Regions from separate parts of the Homo sapiens genome. Here region 1 is linked to region 2. A link is a contact called in ENCODE Hi-C or POLR2A ChIA-PET data. All regions are on one chromosome and are shown on one strand. Each heading gives the region's core, a stretch centred on a gene start or an enhancer-like site at or near the end of the contact. The rest is flanking DNA. Distances are from core to core; before and after follow the strand shown.

Evidence for each region. Hi-C counts contacts between places; a loop is a spot of excess contacts on that map. ChIA-PET counts read pairs that join two places held with the same protein, here RNA polymerase II (POLR2A). Pooled maps may share reads with other maps.
Region 1: a pooled map shows a loop between it and region 2 (2.1-fold over the local background). The contact joins the enhancer-like site here to the promoter of THY1 in region 2. A Hi-C loop is called at or near these places in 1 of 50 pooled maps. POLR2A ChIA-PET finds 5 or more read pairs at or near these places in 2 of 52 experiments (RWPE1 and activated CD4-positive, alpha-beta T cell).

What each region holds. Positions count from the first base shown.
Region 1 is chr11:119,671,547-119,675,210 of GRCh38, reverse strand. NECTIN1 (nectin cell adhesion molecule 1) reads left to right here. Exons shown (of 6, transcript NM_002855.5): 5 at 1-52. Among named protein-coding and RNA genes, the nearest start is that of NECTIN1-AS1, 37 kb to the left of the region's middle. RefSeq lists enhancers at 1,013-1,062, 1,083-1,632. Within about 2 kb of position 1,335, at least 6 of the 41 ENCODE cell types and tissues checked have a DNase peak (open chromatin) inside an H3K27ac peak, as active enhancers do.
Region 2 is chr11:119,420,944-119,424,654 of GRCh38, reverse strand. It overlaps THY1 (Thy-1 cell surface antigen), which reads left to right and starts at 1,483. Exons shown (of 4, transcript NM_006288.5): 1 at 1,483-1,542. The region is part of intron 2 of USP2-AS1 (USP2 antisense RNA 1); the gene reads right to left. RefSeq lists enhancers at 1,605-2,170, 2,171-2,737.

The sequences.
Region 1 (3,664 bases), core at 86-2,585, 250 kb before region 2:
GCCACCAACCCCATCGGTACACGCTCAGGCCAGGTGGAGGTCAATATCACAGGTAGGAAGCTGCATCCTCCCCAGCCTCTCCGCACCCACGGGTTCCTTCGCCACCTGCATCCCTCACCTTTGAGCAATGCCACTGCAGGAAGATTATCTCCTTTTCCTGCTTCTCTAGTTCTCCCTTGAGCTCTGGCCATTGGTTTTGCTTTGCTTTTCTCTTTCTTTCATTAAAGGGTGCAAATGAGACAGTCAGGGTGACCCCCAATCAGAGAGGGGCAGGAGGAAGGCTCTGAGAGGGAAGAAGGAAGTGCTGTTTACAGCAATGCTGTTTTGGGGGCCAATAGAACCTGCCCGTAGATCTGCCAGCAGAACACGCTGTGGGATGCTGGCATGGTGGGGATAGGTTTGCAGGTGGAGCTCATCTCCTCCAAGCTCTGCACCTGTGGTCAAGGACCTCTTCATGGGCCAGAAAGTGAGGCTTACCTCAAGCAGGGAGACTGGAGAGAAAGCGAAGATGTAGCCCAAAGCCATAGTGCTTTGTGTGCCCTGCAACTGAGCTTTCCCTGCAGCTTTCTGTCAACTTATCTATCCGGGCAAAGGGAGGACAAGAGCTAGGATGTTCTGAGGAGAGACTTCACCTGGGACGTGAAAGGAGCATGGGCTTGATGTCAGACAGCTGTGACCCTGGACAGGGCCCCCCCCACCATCTGTAAAACGGGGACAGTATGATGTACCTTGAAGGGCTGTTGTCAGAATTCTACGTGATGTAAGTCAAGCACCTAGCACAGATCAGTCTGTCAATAAATGGCCAATGTTCCGTGATTATTACCCTGACCTCCATCATCATCATTATTATTAATGGAAGCATCAAAACAAGTCCACACAGGGGTAAACTGCCATCACAACTTCACATGGGGAGCGTCTTTTACAGTGGACCTGAGCTATCTGCAGGGTGACAGGGTGACCGAGTGTCTTAAAAAAGGAAGTGGTGTCCCACTGTGACTGAGATATAGGAAGTAACATGCTCAGGGACACAGAAGACTGGTCGGCAGTTGCTGGGCTCCGGCCACAAAGCCACTGCACACCTGCAAGCCACGAGGATTCATGAGCTCTGAGCCAGTGTCTCGGGAGTGGGAGACCTCATTTGTGGGTATATTTAGGACACAGCTGCAGAAAGAGCCACGTGAAGTTGTCCAGGGTCTGCGCCTACCTGTCCTCAGAGCCGTTCTGTCACGTCTCTCACCCAGGGGCGGGAGTGTGGAGCCACCTGCTGTTGTCTGCAATCCCTGGCCTTGGCCCCGAGACTAGTCATAGGAGGAGGAGCATCAGGGTTGGAGCCTGGGGAAAGCTGGGGGGTTTCCACGGGTTGGCAGGTGGAAGGGGCCGGTGTCACACACTTCTCCCCAGCGGGGAAGGTCCAAGTACAGCTCAAAATGAGCCTCATGGTTACCCAAGCTCCAGCTCTGAGATACTGGGGGAGTCAAGGGGGAGGTGGGAAGGGCAGGGCCTGTGTTCCATGTGGAGTGGCCATAGGGAACATGACCACCCCTCAGGGAGGCACTGTCACATGGGAGACAGCACAGACCTGGCCTGAGTGTTCACACACTGGCTCTTCCTAGCTGTGTGGCCTTGAGCAAGTGCTTCACCTCTCTGAGCCTTGGCTTCCTAACCTCTGATATGGGGATACTCACACTTGTCTCAGGCTTCTTACGATCATGCAGTACTCCCTGCGTGGTGATACCTTCCCCTGATGGTGGGCTATCAACATGTGAGGGGTGTGGGCTGGGGGCAGGAGGGCCGGGCCACCTAGGGTCCCAGCTGGAAGAGGGACACAACATGGCTCTTGCTGGCAGCCCCGTTAGGCAGGAGCCAGGGACGCATGGCACTCACTGAATCATTGATAGGCCCAGGCGCTGAGCGGCTGGCCTCTCTCGGAAGGGACTCTCAGCCCCCTCCAGAGGACTCAGGGAGTTGGCCTGAGCCTTCTCAGGGCTGTTTGTTCTTGTGCTCTCAGGCAATTTCCAAGCAGCAGCTGACCTCACCACCCTCCATTCCACGTCGGCCCGTGCCTGCCACATTCTCTGGGGAGCCCACCCCGCAGGGCACAGCCATGCCCTTGCTCTAAGCCCCACTGGTCCAGAGGGAATGCATGAGCGAGAGGGATAAGTGGAAATTTAATTTTTCATTCTGGGCATTCGTTCGGGTAATAACTTTACCCTGGGCACATCTGGAAAGGGAAATGAGGAGTGACTGGGGCAGGGCAGAAGGTGGGCAGCAGGGGGTGTGCTGGAGGGACACGCATATGCAGAACACGTGTGTGCTGGGCCACTGCACACCTGCGCAGACTCGCTTTGGCATGGCTTCTTGGGGACCTGGGCCCCTGAGGAAGGAGCACTGAGTGGTTGCTGGGAGATGAGTGAGTAGGCAGGGCTGGAGGGCGGGATGCCCAGGCCAGGGAAGCATGGGAAGGAAAATGGCTGGAGCAGAGTGGGCAGGGAGGAAGGAGCAAGGCCTTCTCTCTGTTGGCCACAGGGAGTCTCTGAAGGGCTCTCAGCCAGGAAGCACCGTGGCGAGGTGTGTGGGTTAGACTGAGCATTCAGGGGGCTGTGTGGATGGCACCGGCACACCCGTTAGGAGCTGCCACCATGAGTGAGTCCCTAGTGGGAAACAACAGGCCCAGGCTGTGGCTGTGGCGATGGGGGCACCGAGGAGATGGACCGGACAGAATCTGTGTGTGCTTCCGTGGGCACAGGCCCCAGAGAACCCCTTTCAGAGGCCCTTACACAGAGGAGCAGTTTCATGGGGTGGGCCCAGTGGTCACAAAATGAAGCTCCCTCCCTTCTCCCTCTGGGGTAATGACAAGGTGGGGAGAGGCCCAGGGTGCAGCCTCCACCAGACTGAAAAAAAACAGATGAGGCAGCCTCTATCCCTGTGGGTGTCGGGAGGAGACAGGCCAGGCCTCTCCAGCTGGGACCCAGCCTCTCGCCACTCCCAAGAGCAGGACAGGGAGGCTGCCAGGGTGTAGGATGTCCATCCCAGGGTGCAGGGCGTCTGTCCCAACTCACATTTCCAGTGAAGCCCGGGCTCATCCCTTGCAGGTGAGGGTCACAGTCTGCCCATCAGTCCTGGAGTTCTTCAGACCCAGAATTGCGGGCCTTGAAGGCCAGTGTCCTGGAAGGGAGGCAGGTGTGAGCCTGCAAGTGTGCATGCCCAGCCATGGTATGGACATGTGTCTCTGGGCATGTAAATGTGAACCAGTGTGAACAGGCTCCGTCTGCATGCTGAGTGTGCATGTGGGAGCCCGTGGCTGTGCCGTGGCAACGTGCCATTCTCTGAGCCAGCGAATGGCAGTGTGTTGGGAGGTCTGAGAAGGCAGCTGCATCCGTGCCTCTGGGAGGATTCGGTTCTCCCCCAGCTTGCCGAGGCCCTGCCTGATGGTCTGACACGAGGCACAGCTGCTGCAGCTGCAGATGGACAGAAGGGCTTCCCAGAGGTGGACCCCAGGCCTCCCCACTCTCCCTGTGGCTGGCTGCACTGCATGCTGGGGGGTGTAGTTCTTGCAGCTTCCAGGCCTAATCTGATGCCGGAGCATTTCCTGCCTGAGGAAGCGCCAGGCATTGGTTTCGGAGGCAAACCCAAACATTCTCTTTGACCCCAAACCTCCAGATCC
Region 2 (3,711 bases), core at 234-2,733:
AGCTGCATTTTTCATAAAATGCCCTAGAAACCTCTGCAGTTTACCAAAGTGAATAGCTCCTTTGGACTTAACCATCTGCAAGGCTCATTCCAGTTAGAGTGTTCCATCACCCTAAATGCTGGGAAACCAAGCGAATCTCCTCCCACTTGCAAGCTTCCAACAGTGGCTTCCAACAGTGCCACTGCAGTATCAGAAACTGCAGGGAAGGTGCCAGGGCTGACTTCCATGAAGAAATAGGAGAACAGGCAGGCAGACATTGGGGAGGCCCACAGAATGTCGTGATCAGAATTCATAAAGAGGCTGGCAGGATACAAATCAATCAAATAAACGTTAGTTCAAAAAAATTCACTACACCTGTGAGTGAGAGAAAGTCATCAGCACTGTCTCTAAAAATGAGCCTAGGGCTTCTGGTGACATCCAATCGGTGGGTTATCAGGAGTGCCCCAGGTGATCAGGAGTTGGCCTCGACTCAGTCCTTTTTGTGCTGTCTCCTCCTCTTTCCCAGAGTTCCTCTCTCTCTTCTCCCACTAGGCAGGGATGAGCAAGAGGAATGGCTCACCCTTGAGAGCTGGGGTCCATAGCCCAGGTCAGTTCTCCAGCTCTCCCACTTACCAGCCAAGACAGGAGGTGAGGATTGAGATGGGATGAACCCAGCAGGCGGCCATGGGTTAAAGGTCGCCATGAATGTAATGTGCCCAGCACAGTGCCTGCTAAAAGGCAACACTCCCTTCCTGGTCTGAAGACCAAACAAGCAGACTGTACTCAGGAAAGCCAGAAGAACCTTCCAGCTGTCTGGACCAGAAGGTGCCAGCCCAGGGGCTGAAGAAGACGTAATGCCCAGAGCAAAAAGCGCCTGCAGCCCCCTGAAGGGCTGGGTGCTCTGGAATAGATGAGGGGGCGAAATGGGGCTGGGGACCAGGGACGGACAGGGTGGGTCCAGCACCTGCCTCGCTTCCGAAGGGCTGCTCCAACACTGAAAAACACCCAACCAGCTTCCTTTCAGAAAGACTGGAATATTCCAAAACTTCTCACTGGAGGCTCCGGAGGAGGTGGGCTCCAGCTGAAAAGGAAATGTGGAGGCGTGGGCGCTCCCGGCCTGCATCCTGCACCTCTTACACTTTGGTTTTCCCACAGACTCCTGAAGAATAGGTCAGAAGAAAGGGTTAAAGCCTTAAAAGGGGAACAACCATTGCGGGGCTCAGGGAGGAGGATAATGTTCTTTGGGCTGCCGCACCCTGATCCCCGGGGTCCCGAACCCTCCCGTCCCTGGCCAGGCCTGCCAGCCACAGGGTGAGGGCCCCCTTCCGCCGCAACCTGCCACTCTCACACCAATGCGGGACCGCCTTCTCTTCCTTCCCCACCCCCCACCCCACCCTGCCGTCCTTTCTCCCCCAATCTCCGCCTCTGATTGGCTGAGCCCCCGGCTCCCCGCTCCCCCTCTCCTCCATCCCCGGTGAAAACTGCGGGCTCCGAGCTGGGTGCAGCAACCGGAGGCGGCGGCGCGTCTGGAGGAGGCTGCAGCAGCGGAAGACCCCAGTCCAGGTGGGAACTGGAGCCGGTGGGACCTGGGGCTCGGGGACCGCCGTCAGGCGCCCATGCAAGACTTCCCAACACTAGGCTTCGGGCCACGGTCCGAGGGCGCCCAGGGAAGAAGGGCGCAGAGCTTAGGGAGGGGCCTGCTTTCCAGGCAGGGGCGGGAGGGGGATGCTTCTGCAGGGCAGGGGCCGCGTGGCACCCTGATGTCTTTCGGGGAAGGCGCTCCCGGGCTTTCGCCCGCTGGGGGACTGGTGTCTGGGGCTGGGGCGCTGGAGAACAGGGAGGAAGGGCACCAAGGACAGCCTGTGGGTCTACATTCCACCCAGACGTCCCCAAACCCAGCTCGCAGAGGCGGGGAGGAGGACGGATGAAACTGCGGGGAGAGGATGGAGGATGGCGAGCTAGAGGGAATCTGCCGGGTGACCTCGCGGCGGGCTGGGTGCGGGGCACCGGAGGAGAAGGAAGCCGCAGTGCCGCAGGCGGGGACTGGGTGGAAGGCGGGCGGACGGGGGAGGGGAGAGCTGGAAAAGGATGAGAGAGGGGGAAGGGGGACTCATTTGGGAAAGGAGAGGATTGGAATACGGAAATGGATTAAGGATGAGGCCCGCCGGGGGCTTGAGAGGGAGGAAGAGCAGACCTTCTCTGGGTCTGGAGCCGCCTGAGGACACAGACCAGAGGAAATGAATACAGACTGCACCTCCCCAGCCGCTCTCCACCCCTCCCCTGGCTCTTCTACCCTCTCCAGCCCCAGACCCATTTCTTCCCTTTCTTGCTCTGGCCATTGCTCCCCCTTCCCCTCCTAGATCCCAAGCCCGCACAACATCTCAAACAAGAGTCCTCGATTCAAAAGCCAGATGCCGACCCCCCTTCCTCCTGGATCTGGCTCAGGGCAGCAGCTCCACCCCGGGACAGAGAGAGCATTGATTGTAGCTGCAGCCGCCGCGGGATCCTAGCCTCACCCGTCAAGGGGCTGAGCGCCAGGGACCCTGAACTCGTCTAGTGGTGCGCCCTGCGCACCCGGGCGCACTCAACCGAGGCAATGCCCTGCGCGCTCTCGCGGGTGCACGCCCCTTCTGTGGCCTCTCCTGGGCGAGCACTGCTCTGCAGATAGGCTAGACTACCGGCTCCGCGTCGCCTCGCCAAGGGTTGGTTCAGCCAAGGCTGCAAAAAACAAAAAAAGACCAGGCAGACAGCCTATCCAGGGTGGCTATTGAAACTGGGCTGGAAAACTGCAGTCCCAGGAACTCCAGAGAGCTGGACATTGGGAAGCATCCTTGGCTCACATACAATCGGAGATCACTATGTCTTTCTCTCCTCCAGGAACACGATTAGCTTGTGTCCTATCCAGATAGGAATAGATGCTCCCTATCTGGGAGCATCCTTAGCTATGGTGAATGGTATCTAGCCATCCACTGGGGATGGCGAGTGACTTAGGGATTTGTGTCTCACGTATATGAAGCAGTCATCGCCAGATGTTGGTTGTTTTTCTTAACCCCCATCATAACCCGGTGGGTATGTAAGATTCAGAGAGATTCATTCATTCATTCACAATAAATATCTTTGGAGTGTATGCTATATGCCAGTAATCTGCAAACGGAAACGGTTTTGAGCATTGGGGATTTTCTTCTGAACAGGAAATGGGAAGTCCCTAAATGGGGAGTCTTTGTTTAACAGATACAGAGTTTTACTTTGAAAGACAAAAAGAGTTCCGGAGATGGGCTGCATAGCAACGTGAATGTATCCAGCACTGCTGAATATACTGAATTTAAGTACTGAATTTAAATGGTTAAAATAGTAATTATTATGCTTTTTGTATTTTACCACGATTAAATTTTTTTTTTAAATACGAAGCCTCAGCCCTCATAGGTCTTATATTACCATACACTATGTTAATGTAAGAAGAGGAGAAAGAGTGGTAAAGTTACTTAAAGTCACCCAGCTAGTAAGTGCTCCATGGCCAAGCGCAGAAACACACCGTGACTGGGCTTGTTCTCCCTCCTTCCTTGCTTTCCCTGAGCAGGAAAGAGCCAGTGGCAGTATCATGTTCAGTGAGATGCAGGGACGAGAGGGGGAATGGAGAGAGGGACTTAGATGACTGCCATAGCCACTATGCCATGTTCCCAGGGACCCCCAGCCCTGGTGGTAAGTGTGGCACAGCTTGGCTGATTCCCATCC